2 separate regions of the Mus musculus genome follow, and region 2 is linked to region 1. A link is a loop called in an ENCODE intact Hi-C map of the cell type or tissue named here. Cell type or tissue: heart. All regions are shown on one strand.

What was found. A loop is a pair of places that touch in the nucleus more often than their neighbours do. Peaks named below come from ENCODE experiments on the same cell type or tissue, not always from the same donor. Only the 100,000 strongest peaks of a DNase experiment are listed, where the experiment ranks them.
Region 2: it touches region 1 in a loop (2.4-fold over the local background); 1 of 42 quality-filtered maps calls a loop at or near these places.

Annotation. Positions count from the first base shown.
Region 1 is chr15:64,418,852-64,426,851 of GRCm38, forward strand. The region is part of intron 2 of Gm30563 (a long non-coding RNA gene); the gene reads left to right. Among named protein-coding and RNA genes, the nearest start is that of Gm30563, 31 kb to the left of the region's middle. In heart, no CTCF peak of the experiment used is centred here; a DNase peak (open chromatin) is centred at 3,090.
Region 2 is chr15:64,171,527-64,179,526 of GRCm38, forward strand. Asap1 (ArfGAP with SH3 domain, ankyrin repeat and PH domain1) reads right to left here. Exons shown (of 31, transcript NM_010026.3): 6 at 1,692-1,766; 7 at 1,159-1,208. Among named protein-coding and RNA genes, the nearest start is that of Gm20717, 77 kb to the left of the region's middle. In heart, a CTCF peak has its summit at 3,165 (motif pointing right); no DNase peak of the experiment used is centred here; H3K27me3 peaks cover 1,164 bases.

The sequences.
Region 1 (8,000 bases):
TGAGGGTGGCTCCCCACACTGATGAGTTCAGTAGAAACTTCCCTCAGGAAGGATGGCTGAAATTGGCCTTAGTGGAGGAAAAATCAGATGAATGTGTGTATGCAGAAGTCAGGAGGATGGGGGGACAGGCCAGATGGAACGAGCCACTGGCACAAACAAGGGTATGGCAGAGAAACTGTCATAGGGTCTAGCAGGAAGGCAGATTAAGGACATCAGAGGGTCACAGTTGCAGAGGGGACTGTGTTTGAAACACCTATAAGACCATTCCCATCCCCAAATCCATCCACTGTCAGGTGACAACTGGTAAGGCATTTATCATATGCTGAGGATATGGTGAGGAAGTGGGGGGGGGAGGGGAGACATAGTGGGTGAAGGTTTTGCTGACTACAGAGACATGTGCAGCACCCAGAGAGGGACTTCGCCCTGGGCCAGCCTGTGCGTCTCTCATGAGACAGCCCAGCACAGAGGACGGCTATATAAGCAAGGGGCTCTTGCATGTTCCCTCTGTCCATTTTCTCTCAAGAGAAAAGGGTCTGAGAAGTGGAAATGCAGAATTTAAGAGTAGCTAGTTCATCTACATTTGCTTCCTTCTACCCCCCCCCTTTTAATGACAATTCTGGGTTCAAATTAATTGGTACCAGGCCTCACCCCAGAAGTCCAGAAATAGAATGTAGCTCCAGGCAGGACCTCAGCCCCTCACTTCCCTGAGTCCTTTAAGTGTCCTTTAATAGCAATGCCTTTCTCCTTGGTTTACTACTTTGAGGGGATTGCATAGCCTGATTAGCATCTTCTTAACTATTACAGCTAGCAGTGACCTTGAAACTCAGTTTTCAATACTGCCCTGTACCATAGTATCCTTTGGAAGGAGACTGCCTGAGGAAAAACAAATTAAAGTCACCTGAGGTAAACCATGAACTTGCTCATGTTTGGGCCACGCTGTCAGCGTTTCTTACTTGCAACGGAGCACATTCTGACAGACAAATATCCCGGGGCTCTATATTTCAACCATCTTGGGAAGAGTGTATGAATACAGAATAGCCATTTTCTCTTCCCGTTAGCTTTTCTCCTCAAAGCTGGGACTCTCTTTGGCAAGTGGTTCTGACCATGGTTCTTCTTGCCATTCTTTTCAACCCTGGTTTTTAAAGATAGTATTGCCATTGCCAGCCTATTCTCAACCCGCAATCCTCAGCTTCCTGAAGGCTAGGTTGACAGGTGCGTGCCACCTCACACAGCCCACTGTTCTGGCTGTGGCTGTAGAGTAAGGGTGGGGTTTGTCCTTGTATTAGAACACAGGGATGACCTACACATCAGAAGACAGTGTTATCAGTGGGTTCTTTGATGACAGTTAGGAGTGTTTTGCGCATAGTAGGTGTGTATTTTCTCCTCACATCTTGCGTTGGTCACTGTTATCACCAGTAAGCATTTGAAGATGAAGCCTCTACCTTGTGTCATCCTTGGTCTTCCTCTTCATCATAGGGACCTACTTTTCTTTTTCTAGCCACAGCTCAGTCAGACTTGCTTGAGTGCAAGTGCCGCTGAACTGCTTATCGGCTCACAGAGGACAGAGAGACCGGCTCTGTTTCTCTCCAGCCCTTGGGACTTGGGTGCTCCCTCTACACAGTCCTCCTCATCAGGGATTTCTGTAGCCCAGCCAACCTGCAAGATCCCATCATAGGAAGTGCCAGGTATTGGAGTGGCAGTTCCCGTATAAGAGACAGTTTCCCATCACAGGTCGACCTACTGTGTGGGATGGTAATGTAATATGATGAAGTCGTAGGCTGTGGTGCTCAGTGAATCTGGGTTTACATTCCCATCTCTAGAGACAAAATGTTCTCAGATTATTTTGGGTAGTGGGTGTGGAGGTAAATGCCAACAGTTCCAGTAACTGGGAGACAGATGAGAAGATCATGTGCATTTAAGGCTAGCCTGGGCTACGTAGTGAGTTTAAAGCTAACCTGTGCTATATAGTGAGTTTGAAGCCAACTTTAACTACCTAGTGAATAGTCTATTGAGAACTTATCTCAAAAAACAAAAGCAAAAACAAAACAAAACAACAACAAAAACCTTAAAAAACAAGTTGCTGAATGTATGTAAATTTGGTCTCATTCCTCTAAGATGCGGTAAATAAACTATTGTGTCCCTCTGGATGGCTGCTGGGTAACAGGAATTATGGGTGACAGAGACTCCTGAAGCTTCTTATCATTGACCCAAGGTTTAATTCTGCTACCATTTCTATGCTTGCTGGCTTTGGGGACCCTGGGAAGCCTCAGAGCATTCTCTGGGCCTCAATTTCCCCACTTGTAAAAAAGGACAACATCATACCCCCCACCACATGCTCATCACAGGACGACCGTTGAGGTTCACACAAGCAGAGCAATGGAACACTCCTCAATTAGATTACTTTTATGAGATAACGGGGAGATGCTGTGAGCAGCTGCTTGAACCTCTGAGAACAGACACTGGAGGGCTGGGGTATAGCTCAGTGGTAGAGCACCAATAGTCCCTTAATTAAGGCGGAGCAAGCCCTCAATACAGTATAGGAAGCAGGCCAGTCTCAGCAATGATGTCACCAAGGAGCCTGGAGAAAGAGACACAGCAGAGATCTGCTTTAGCATGGAGAGAACAGAGGAGAATGGAACCCAACAGAAGCTCACAGGTTCACGGGTTCAACCGTCATAGAGGCTGGTCCTGAGGATCTTTCTCAGGGTATAGCCTGTTGGCTGTAAGCTCTGCCAACAGAGGAGACAGTCGGAGCTGTAGTCCAACTCCCTAATCCCCTCCCTGCAAGGGTTCAGTTGCCTGAGGGGATGGTGGGAATTCCTTTTGCATTGGAATGTACAGTAGGTGCCTTCAGGAAGGACTCTGCCATTAACCGGAAGCTATGTGGGTATAGGCAGAGCCAACTTCAGGCTAAGCTGGCTCCCCTGGGCGGCATCCTGAAAGGGTGCCTGAACCCTGTCCCTGGAGGCAGCCTGGATGGGAGGGAGGTAGCCTTAGTTTCAGTGTCTCCGGGAAGCTGGGTCACAGAACATAGGCTCCCTGGGGAAGGGAGGAGGCTTTCCTGAAGGAAGAACTTTCAGTCCCTCTCTGCCAAATCCCTTGTCTCCATGGAAATGCCAGAGAGGTCCAAACAAGAGGTCAGCTTCCTTGGGGAAGGGCGGGCCAAGCATGCCAGTGAGATGCCTGCCTGTAGTATCTCACTCTGATCTGAGGCACACCCATGACGCTCCACATCTACAGGTCCAATATGGGAATGTCAGTGGCCAAGGGAGTGAGGTGCTGTCTTGGGCAGCCCAGAACAAAACCTGGAAGCTCTGAGATCATCTGGGACCTGGGAGTGACATGACTTGTCTAGGCTACATAGATGTTCCACACATGAGGACCAAAGTCTCATCTTGTGCACCTTCCATTGATCTAGAATAACCTTCCCTCCCTCCCTCCGTCCCTCCGTCCCTCCCTCCCTCCCTCCCTCCCTCCCTCCCTCCCTCCCTCCCCTCCCTCCCTCCCTCCCTCCCCCCTCCCTTTCTTCTTGTTAGCAGTGCTGTTCCTGCATCCTAACTTGCTGAATATTTACTATGTATCAGGTCCTACTCTCTTTCCATACACAACCTTATTACTTATCAGTCCTTGAAGATACACATAGCATCTCTGGCTTATAGATAGGATAACTATCGTAGGAACCTCAGTGTGTTGGAAAAATCCCAGAGCTGATAAATAATCAATCTGTTCCATTAGCCTTGATCACCTGGCAGGTGACCCAGACCCAAGAAATGCCACTTCACCTTTGAGAGTCTTCTGTTCCCTTGAATGACCCCACTCACTGACCCTTCCTTCTTTGTCCACAGGGACTACCGATCTCTGTCAGCTTCTGATGTTTAAATGCACATCTTGTTGTAGAACAAAGACAGCAGAGGAAGAAGCCTCGGGCCCTTTTCAAAATAGCTGTCTAGATTAATAGCGTTCTGCTTTGACTGCCAAGGTAATATCGATGCTGTCTGCAGAATGCCAAGGGACTCTAAATAAATAAGAAGAAGGGAGAAAATAAACCCTTGCATGTTTCTTCTGGAAACTGTTCATGACCCTGCCCACTTACCCACCGATGGTTCTGACGGCTTCTCCATCAATTTGTTTAAGAACAGAAGTGGGAGCTATCTTCTTCTTCTTCTTCTTCTTCTTCTTCTTCTTCTTCTTCTTCTTCTTCTTCTTCTTCTTCTTCTTCTTCTTCTTCTTCTTCTTCTTCTTCTTCCAGAGACAGGGTTTCTCTGTGTAGCCCTGGCTGTCCTGGAACTCACTTTGTAGACCAGGCTGGCCTTGAACTCAGAAATCCACCTGTCTCTGCCTCCCGAGTGCTGGGATTAAAGTTTCCAGTTTCTTGTTTGGTTTTGCATCTTAACACGGCGGTTTAGATGCTGGCAGTAGCTTCCCTGATTTGATCTGCCTGGTCCTTGTCCTGCAGATATCTCGTCACAGTATGGGGCTGCTGGCTGGCTGTGGCAGGCTGACAAACCTTAACACTGATTTCAGCAAGTGCTTGGCTAGAGCTGTCAAGGTTCTTCTCACCAAGTTTGACCTGAGAAACAGCAGGCTTGTCCTCAAAGGCCCCAGCGTACCACTTATAAATGCTACCAACCATTTATTTTCCTTTCCTGGGAAATACAGGGGCCAAGAGCCAGCCAGAGTGTTGTCCAGGTTCTGGGAGCTTGCATCACCCCTGGGTAGGATGTAAAGGCAAATGATCCTGTGGTGTATTTTCCACTTGGCTAGTAATCTGTAGTGCCCACCGTGATGACAATTTGTATAGCTGCTTAAAGACCCTTGATAATGGATATTCCTTATGACTGATGTCACTGCCCCCATGAAGTGGTTTCCATACCAGGAGGTGGGCTGACCCAATAATAATAGCTTTCTTTGAACATGAGAAAGCAGACAGTCAGCGAAAAACTAGAGGTAGGAACTGAACTCCAGTGAGCCTTTCTGGTGAAGGAAGAGACATCCTGGCCTCCAGGAGTCCCCCTACCCCCACCCCCCAGCCAAGGGAGCTAGCCTACCTAGAGCTGGAAAATAAGGAGAGAGGAAAAGAAGGCATCTCTGCATTCACCTGCTTTGTCCATTTTTCTGGGCAAGGTCTACAACATCCTCTATCCCTATCCTATATGTAAGCATGCAAACACACACACACACACACACACACACACACACACACACACACACACGGGGGGGGGGGAGGAAGAGAGAGGGGAGGAGGATGGGGAGGGGGAAGAGAGAGACTTATTCTTGGAACCCTAGTAAGTCACATTAATGTTTGGAACATGGGATATACCTCTAATAGCCAGTGTTTTTAGGCAGGTAAACAAACAAACAGCCCAGAGATGTAAGAACTAATAATGAGGCAAATGATTATCAGGTATAGATATAGCCTTTATAGTTACTAACCTAGGATATTCAATTAAAAGTCATCTTTAGCAATCAAATACAGCATGATGTCTGGGTGAGAAAATCAGTTTTTTTCCAGCATAATAAATAGATAAAAATTTTTAAAAAGTCAATTTAGAGTAACTATGGACAAATTAGTTTTCATATCAAGTTATGTTACCATGTATATGAAGAAAATAGGCACAGTTCAGTGGTAAAACACTTGCCTGGCACATACAAAGATCTGGGTTCTACCCTTGTAACACACACATGTGTGCATATAATATAAAGATGCCATTGAGGATTATGTACAAATTCACAAATAAATAGAAATAAATATTTATAAGAGAGGTGGCTCCATACTCATACTATACAATGTCTGATGTTCCTAAATTAATCCTTAAATTGAACATAATCTCAACTTTAAGAATACATTTTTGGTGCAATTAGCCATAGTGAGGCTTATGTGTAAAAAAGAATTCATTGATAACATATACAGATTCTGAAAAACCTAAGGTAGACTATGCTTGAAAGCTAATGGAGCACACAGTAAAGCTAAAATAAAATGAGCGGTTTGGTAATAGCACATAACTGGACACACCAGCAAAAAACTTAAGTGGGGTCTAGGAATAGGCTCTGATGCATCAGAAATGTGGTTAAGAGGATTCCTCAAATGGTGGAAACAGGGGGATTATTTTAAAATTGGCATTGTGTTCAGACAAATGGAAGTCATCTAAAATGACATTCTTCCTAGTTCCTATACAAAAAAAAAATCAACTCCAGATGAAGAAAGGTTTTACATTTAAAAATATTCATCCAAAGTATTAAAAGAAAACACGTATTTAAATAATACCAAGATGGAGAAAAGCTTTGCCTTCTTAAGCTCGACAGCCCCCAGAATCCATAAGAGAAGACACAGTAAAATTGTTGAGGCCGGCCAGTGGCCTACATGTCCAGGTTTGAGCCTGGAAAGCATCTTGGAATCTGAAAGAAAAGAGGGAACCTAGGTGGCATGAGAAAGGATGGAGCTAAGACAAGGGTTCTGATCAAAGCTCAATTTTACTATTCGGAGACACGGGGTTATGAAGAAGGGGGAGGGGACCATTCCCACCAAATCATCCTTGGAGTCCAGTTGCAGGTGACCACGTGTTGGCTCCAGAACAGCTAGGCGGCAGGAGCAGCAGTGGGAGTGGCAGAATGATAGGGTGGCAGGCTCCATCCCGGATGCTCTCCTGGTGATAACAGTCAAACCTGATCAGCCAGATTTCAGGCTGAGGGGGGGAGGTTACATAAAATAATATCATAAAATTAAAACTTTATGTGTTGTGAAAATTACTAGGAAGCCAAAAGATAACAATGAATGTGGCTGGGAAAGTGCTCTAAACAGGTGAGAGACCAAAATCGGTGACCTTCTCAGTGTCTGTGTATACTCCTCCAGGATCGCAGGGAAAGGCAAACAGCTAGATGAAAAAGCACAAGACACTGGTTGAGTCCCAAGCCCATAGGAGGAATGGGAAGTGGAAATTAAGTGTGAAAGGTGTCTTTAACTCCTTCCATGGGTATTTTGTTCCCCATTCTAAGAAGGAATGAAGTATCCACCCTTTTGGTCTTCCCTCTTCTTCAGTTTCATATGTTTTGCAAATTGTATCTTGAGTATTCTAAATTTCTGGGCTAATATTCACTTATCCATGAGTGCATATCATGTGTGTTCTTTTGTGATTGGGTTACCTCGCTCAGGATGATATACTCCAGATGCATCCATTTGCCTAAGAATTTCATAAATTCATTTTAATAGCTGAGTAGTACTCCATTGTGTAAATGTACCACATTTTCTGTATCCATTCCTCTGTGGAGGGACATCTGGGTTCTTTCCAGCTTCTGGATATTGTAAATAAGGCTGTTATGAAAGGACAATCCAGAGACTGTCCCACCTGGGAATCCATCCCATAAACAGCCACCAAACTCAGACACTATTGCATATGCCAGCAAGATTTTGCTGACAGGACCCTGATATAGAAGTCTCTTGTGAGGCTATGCCAGTGCCTGGCAAATACAGAAGTGGATGCTCACAGTCATGTATTGGATAGAACACAGGGCCCCCAATGGAGGAGCTAGAGAAAGTACCCAAGGAGCTAAAGGGGTCTGCAACCCTATAGGTGGAACAACAATATGAACTAACTAGTACACCCAGAGCTTGTGTCTCTAGTTGCATATGTAGCCGAAGATGACCTAGTCTGCCATCCATTGGGAAGAGAGGCCCCTTGGTCTTGCAAACTTTATATGCCCTAGTATAGCAGAAAGCCAGGGCTAAGAAGTGGGAGTGAGTGGGTAGGGGAACAGGGTGGGGGAAGGGTATATGGGACTTTCAGGATAGCATTTGAAATGTAAATGAAAAAAATATGTAATAAAAATTGAAAAAAAAAAGAATTTTATTAACTGAGCTGTATTTCGGGCACTTGATCACTTTTTGCTTGTTTTTGGTTTTGCTTTCCAAGATAGTTTCTCAAGTAGTCTAGGCTGGCTTCAAGCTCAGAAGTCTGCTGGGGATGACCATGAATTCTTAACCACTTCTGCCTCCAAAACAGTTA
Region 2 (8,000 bases), 250 kb before region 1:
TTTATTGATAGGAAGTTATTAAAAACCAAGCCAAACCCAAGCCTTCTTTGAGGACCTACCAGCAGAGCCTGCTGAACTCGCTGACTCAGGGTGCATCTCACTCGCGTTCCATGAGAGATGTGGACTCAACACTCATCCACGCTGGGAGGACCACCATATGAACTTTTGGTTTCTAGTTGCATTTCTTACTGTAGACACACACACACACACACACGCACGCACGCACGCACACACGCACACACACACGCCAGTTCCTAAGGCAGTGCTTCTTCAACAGTACACTATTATACAAGTTTTACAAAAACAATTGGGGATAAAATACCCTTGATTCCCAAGTTGCTCTGCTTCTCTACTCATTCAGCTGCTACTGCTGAGCACAGAAATGGCTTCCACTCTATAAACTTATACCTACACAAGCTTTGAAACAGATATATCTTCCTAAGTACCCACTGTCTGGTATCACAACTCTCTCAGAAAATAGGAATAAATGAGGTGTATGGGTCACTTCAGCATCTGGCCCCAAATTATACCGCTCAGTCTCTAGGTCAGGCAGATCCAGCATGATGCCAGCGCAATGGCCGCTAAGTGCAGGACCTTGCCAAACTCCTCAGGCTAGGCTAGAATCAGACTTCAGTTTCTGGACGGACAGAGAGGGGTGCACACTGATGAGTGGTGTCAGGCAGTCATGTGTGTAAAACACACACTGGTGTAAATCCTGGCAGATAAAAATGCTATCACAAACACCAGCTAGTCTTTATTTCCTAACTGCTGTACTCCACAGAAATGCACATGGTGTTCAGTTAAGTGATAGTGATAATAAAAGAAGACTGTGCATGTGCATCGGCTTCCAACTGGACAGTTCATACCAGCAACCAACATAGCGCCTATCATTCACTACAGACAGTTAGCACAGGCTGGGTAAGGTTTTCTGCATGTTTAGTTTCTTGAGGCATTGTCTGACCTTGTAGCCCAGGCAGTCCTTGAATGAACTGGAGCCCAGGACTGCTTAGCTTCCAGAGTGCTGGGATAACTGTGTGTGTGTGGCTTTTAACTAGATCATAGCTAATATATTAGTTCACTGGGGCCCAGTCCTGTCCTCAGCCCGTGGAAACTCATGACCATGACCAGGTATCACAAACAGAACAAAGCAGCACTTACAACTTCGTCTCATAATCTTTCCAGGCTTTGTCAAATGGCTTCTTGAGATCCTTAGGAAAGAGAAAATGAGAAAATGAAAACTGTTATTCATCTTTCCTCCAATAAGTAACTGAGAAACCATCAGAACAAAACCAACTTGCTTCTGGAGATCTGAAACCACATGTGCACTGGTCCCAGGTGAGAAGCCCTGCAGATGCAGGAGGGTGGGCCCTCCTGGTCCTATCAAAGCAGCAAGAGCCAGAGCTGCTCAGAGCCCAGTCCATCAATCACCCTGGGAGGCCAGACTGGGGCCCAGCTCCTCCCCCCATCCCCACTGAGGAGCTACCAATCTTTCTGAAAGGACCTAGTCTTGTTTCCAGTCGGTACCATCATGTGAAGATGCAACAGTTTTTCTAATGACAATTTTCCAAGAATGTTTTGTGCTGAAAATGTTTAGAAATTTTCAAATATAAGTACTACTATGTTTAAAAAAAGGAAGAATAAACCCAACCCTTTTAACTGAAGACTGAAAATAATAATTTCTGGCCACTTACTCCTTTGACCCCCTTCAAGTCTCCTTTTAACAAGGAATCCAAGGTGAAGATCACATTGTGGCTCAGACCCTGGAGCTGGAAAATCAACACAGAGAAAAGATGGGAGAGAGTTAAAAGAATGCACAATAAACAGTGAAACCTCTTCCTTGGACTCACCGGCCCGGGGCTCAGTGGAGAGCTGTATGTGTGTTAAATGTCTGTTGCATGTACATGCCATCCTCTTGCTAGTGTGAGTCCCCACACTGCAGCTGTAGGAATGAGGAGGGAGAGGTGACATGTAAGAGTCCCAGCTGTGAGCAGAGAGCTGCAGTGTGGTCCCAGAGCGATGCTCTGAGATACTGCTGTCGCACCTACAGATGAGTGCAAGCGACTGCTACTCATTTCAGCACTTTCAGTGCAACTTCTAACAAGACTGCAACTCTTGGTTTGACTTTTCTTCAGTTGCTGTCAAGAATAAGAAGGGAAGTGTGTAACCGGCTTTCACCATTTCCTTTTTGTGCTCTCACAGTACACACTCTATCTGTGATTCTATCTGTCTTGCATGAGATTAGATGCTCACTGATGGCCTTGGCTGTCTGCTTACAGCTGCAGCCTCAGTTATTATTATTATTATTATTATTATTATTATTATTTATTGACAGGTCTGGTTGTGTAACCCATGCCTTGGATTACAGGTTCCTAGGCATGAGCCACAAGACTCAGCTAAGACAAGTCTTTGACGGTTGAGTAGCAGGTTTTCTCTTGCTCTGCAGAGGCAGACTGCACTTTGACACAGTACAGACCTAACGGAGAAAGAGGCTGAGCTGCTGCCCAGCTGGAGGCAAGCTGCAGAGGAGCCAAAGGATGGTTTAAAATACAGTCGGCAAGATGCTGGGAATTCCCAGGGAAATCTGAGCTGGCATGGCTCTGCAGAACCGAAGCATAGTAGGTCTGGGGTCTCCTCCTTAAGAACATTTTTCTCCCATGCATGTATGTCTACCTGTCAGCCTGTCCATCTATCCATCCACTCTTCACCGAAGAGAGAATGAGCCACATGCTGTGCAGGCAGGCAGGCAGAGATGAGCAGCCCACTATTGCTCCAAGTGGGGCTTCTTTCTACACTGGCAGTCGACAGCCAGCAAGAGAGAATGACATGAGGACATCCACTGTTGCTCAATGGCCTGGTGCTGACAGAGTGGAGGGGCTGCATGCTCCTGCCAGCAAGCAGGTGAGGATGGAACGAGCCAACACACACGTTCTGTGCCAGCTTACAAACTCTCGTGAGTGCTGAAAACCCACGTATTTTTAAAATGCCAGTTATGAATCCAGAACTGAGGGAGCAAAGGGGAAGAGAAGAGAAGTCATGCCTTTTGGCTTCTGCCTTCTCCCAGTGCGTCCCTGTTACTCGCACCTTGGGTTTTCTCAGCAGCTCTGTCATGCTCTTTGCTAAACTTCCACTGGCTTAACATCTGAGGAAGGTTTTCTAGTATATACCACCAGAGGGCGTAGGATCCCTGCCAAGGCAATTCTATCTGTGTAACACAGAATTCAGCTTAAGCAAGCAGTCCAGATTGCTAAATGCTGAATGTCTATGAGAATCAGTAATGGTTTTGGAAAGTAGGGCAAAAAGGCCACTTAGAGTTTATGTATATATTTTAAAATCAATCAATCTATCTATCTATCTACCATCTTTCTATCTGTCTGTCTATCTGTCTATCATCTCATACTTTCTCCTCCCTCCTTTCCTCCCAGTCAGTCCCTGCTCCCTCTCTTCACCATCCACTCTTCAGAAAAGGTCAGGCCTCCCATGAATATCAAGGATTCCTGGCATATCGAATTGCAGTAAGATCAGGTGCATCCTCTCTTATTAAGGTTCCACTTAGAATTTATAATTATGGTCCTCAAAAATAAAAAGCTTGAGAATGCCTGGTCATGACAGAAGAAAATGAAGACCCACAGAAATCAGCCCTCTGCTCTAGACGCTAAGCTGGAGATATTTTGCTCTTAGCGCTCAATTTTATTCTGACAGTCTAAGTCTCCAGGATCCTCTGCCCCAAGGCTCTTAAGAGACAGTGTGATAATTCATCCAGTTATTAAGTCTGTGAAAACAAATTCTCTCAAGTGGGACTAGACTGAAGCAGCAATTCTGACAAATTTTGCTTGTATTATGGATACAAACATCTGTTCTCTAGAAGAAATACTATAGGTAACAAATTATTTATTGCAATAAAGTTAGTTTAGGCTTGATAAAACACTCCAGAAGTTCTTACCACAGACTGTTTCTATAAAACCGCCACTGCTTCTAATGTAGAATTTTATTTTAAAAGAAACTGAGTATAATTGCAAACCTTTCCTCTAAGTCTTAAGGGAAGTAAGGAGGCAGCTCCATAATTATAAGAGCACCATGGTTGAGCTCAGAGTCTCCATGCTGGCCTTGAATGTATGATCTACACTGTTTAACAGCCTGGGCATTCCAGAGTAGCTGGGCTGTTCATACTGATGGAAACAGCGTGCCCAACAATGGGCACCTGGCTTGGGAAACTGTAGCACTTATGAGACTCTTCCTTATTTATGTGGTATATGGGGGGGGGGAATAAAAAGTACTTACAGAGGACAAGATTGACCTCTAAAAAGATGGGGAAAAGGTTGTATGTGTACATTATTCCTAGAGAAGAACCCAGTAATCTGCTGGTGTCCACAGTGCTCTGAAGGACATGGGGGTGGAGGGAATACAGGAGGAAAGGAGGCTTTCTTCATTGCTGTTGCTGTTATTATTATTTAAAGGGCTAGAGAGAGTTCAGTTGGCAAATGCTTACCTTGCAGGCATGAGGTCCTTAGTTAGATGACAGAACCCATGTCAAAAAAGGGCAGATCTATCTGGTGGCCCAGACATGTAACTCTAATGCTGGGAGATAGGGACAGGAGATTCCTTGGGGCTCTGTGACCGCCCATTGAGCCTACTTGGTGAGCCCTCTGCTAATGAGATCTGTCCAGCCTCAACAAACAAGACAGCGGCGTTTGAGAACAACAGCTGAGGTTGCACAGGTACGCATATGCAAACATGCACAATTTTCACATGCATACTCAAACATTCTTTAAAAATAAGCAATGTACTGTTTGCTCAAGAAGAAACAGTACTTAAAACAACATGGAAAACACAGATTAAAAGCACATTTCAACTTCCAATCCTAGATGACCCCTTTCATCAATATCTCAGACCCTTGTGAATGAAGCAACAATGGAAGCTTGCTGCTACCTTGACGCGGAGGCTGCATTAGACACCAGGGGCATTATGAAATCTGTGGTCCGTGCTGAAGGTGAAGGTTCTTCTGAAGAACAAGTCTATGCTCTAACCACACCGAGTAACCAAGGCCATCACTGTGGTTAAACACTGGGCTGGGGCTCTGCACTGATGGAAAACCCCAAGAATTAAGAATTTCACTGTGGTCATCTACACACGTATTCTTGGGGAATAATATGAAACAGCAGACAATACGTTATAAATTTAGAAATCTGGATTTTCCCCAGTGGTTAAGCTTAGGAAAAAGTCACAGGAAAAAAAAATTACAAAAATTTACTACCTCTAGTCAGCTCCCTTCCCAGGAGAAAGTCCTTTCCTTGGTGACAGGTGACAGGGAACGACCTGAGAGGCACCAGGAAGACAGCAGAGAAGAGGGGGGCGGGGACTGAAACACAGACGGTTTCTCCCTTGGAAAACTCAATGAAGAGAACACCTGTCCCTCCAGATATCTCAGTGTGCTGCTCTGTGACAGGTGAATTATATGATTTTAGTCTTAGGATTCCAGACTCTTCCAGTATTTTCGTTTTCTTAATATTTCAAAAATGTGACAACCCAAGCAAGTTCTGTCCAACTGTGAAGTGCTGTCCCCACTGGCAATTTCAGTGTAGTCAACACAGAATCCAGGACTACTGGAGGGAGCAGACTTCCTGCTGTCACCGGCATTAGCCTTTAAGGGATGTTTTAGGAAAAATATACCATGGATCATTTCGATGGCACTTTACTAAAATGCTACTGATTATTCTGCATCAACTTTCCCAACTCGCAAATTCTTTCCCTCTCTGTGATAATCAAATCCAATTAGGGTAAGTGCTTTCACGTAATTCTAGTCCACAAGAAGCAGAAGTTCTGCTCTGAGGCAGGAGGCTTGCCAATTAGAGGTCAGTGTGGGCTACACAGCAAGACTCATTCTCACACACACAACTATTTATATTTCCATCTTATTAAGCAAGCAGCATTTTAACACACCATCGGGGATGACACTTGCTCACGCTAAATATACGGGTGCTCCTGACAAAAGACCGTTCCTTACAAAAGGGCTGTCCTCTGCCAGTCCATACTTCATACCCTTCCTGGAATCTGGACGAAGTTAGACAAGGAAGCTGTAATCTATCCTTTCATAGTACACTAGAGGTTTCTTAAACATACAACTGTGATTAATACAGGTTTCTACAAAAAACAACCACTTATTCCTCACCAACTGCCTTGATGATGCACCATACAAACAACCCATCACTATCCTACCTGCAGATGACTTACAACAATGCCTGCTCTGTGCGGGAGGGAACACATGTATCCTGTTTTGACTTTTTACCCCTTCATATAGATTTCCATGGAAGACACCCTCTTGCCCATCTGTCTACTGATGCATGACTTTACCCACCCCCTCCTTCTGAGGGGAGAGGCTCTTGGGATGACCACAGCAGGTTTACAGGAGCAGCGCATGCCACAGTGCCCACACCCGAGCGAGCCCCCTGCTGGACTCACAGCTGTGCCCTGGGAGCCTTGGAGCGCTGCCTCCTAGAGAAGGGCAGAAGTTTCTCCTTTTCCCACCTAGGAATGGAAAGCAGTCCAGCTCTACCGACGGCCCCTCCCACACGCACACGGGGCTGCGTTAATTAACGAGGACATGATTTGCTTGCATTTGTCATCTCTAGCTAATTCTGACAGGCTCTCTCCTCTGCTCCTCGGCTCTCTCTCCTTCTCTGCAGAAAGAAACAATTTCTCTCAAAGCAACGCTAATGCAAATCTGCTGACTTGCTCAACACTTTGGAAAATCCAATTAAAATAATGAGCCAGCTCCCGCAGTTAAATCGGCAATTCCCTGGTATAACTTAGGTTTTCTGTCTAGAGTGTTAACTCTTTCACACCCTAGGCAGTAACCAAATATCTTAAAGCTATTTGAAACGGGTACCTGGAGATCATCATGCTAAGTGAAATAAGCCAGCATTGGAAAGACAAATTCTGAGTGTGTGGTTATTTTTTTTTTCATACATCAAATCTAGATTTAAATTTTCCCTCTAAAAGGAAAGAAGCAACAGAGGGAAACAGAACATATGTGACATGGAAGCAGGAGAAAGGACCATTTGGGGACAGAAAGGGGAACAATGAAGAAGGGGAACTGAGCGAGGTAGTAGGGAGATGCAAAGAAAATACATGATATATATGTATGAAAATGTCACAATGATATCCATCATTCTATTATGCTGGCTACTTTAAAAGAAAACACAATGGAAAAAGAAAATTTAAAGAGTTTATCGCTAGACTGCTTTCCAGAATACTGTAACACAGAGAGAAGAATCACAGACGCACGTGACCATCACTATTATGTAAGAGTGACTGTTTAACCTCTCCGGTGTCCCAGTATTTCCTTCAATTAGCCAGTGCCAGTGCAAATGGTCTGGGGAGCAGAGAATAAGGAAGAGAGGGTACCAACAAGGCACCCCTGGAACTCACTCATCTTACTAAGCTTACTGATTATTCAGTGCGACTGTTAATTCTGTCAACCTGACCAGGTTAGAAAACATACAGATTAGTAAGGCACATCTTTTCTGTGTCCATGGAGGAGTTTCCGGGTACAAATGAATCATGAAAGCTTTGACTATGAATGGATTACTCCCTGATGGACACACGGTACGATGGCACTACTGGGAGTCGGTGATGTAGGTGATGGGGCCTGAAGGAGGAAGCAGTCACTTGGGAACTATATCTTGCCCTGGCCCCTCCCTGTATTCCTTTTTCTGCTTCCTCTCTAAAAATGCTTCCTGCCAGTGATGACCTGGATCTTTGTGCTTTCAGCTCAGCAATGGTAAAATTGATAGATTCAGCTTCCAAGCTATTTCCTTTCCTGTAAACAGTAAGCCCAGGTTACCATGAGTCCATGGAGTTGGCTGCTTTTAAGAACAGCACCACAGAGCTTTTTACAAAGTACCTTGTTAAAACATTAAACGTGAAACAGGTGTGGCTTTGAAGTCATCAAATTATTTATGAAATTATCTTATATCCCAAATGTTTCAAAATGTTTCCCAAAA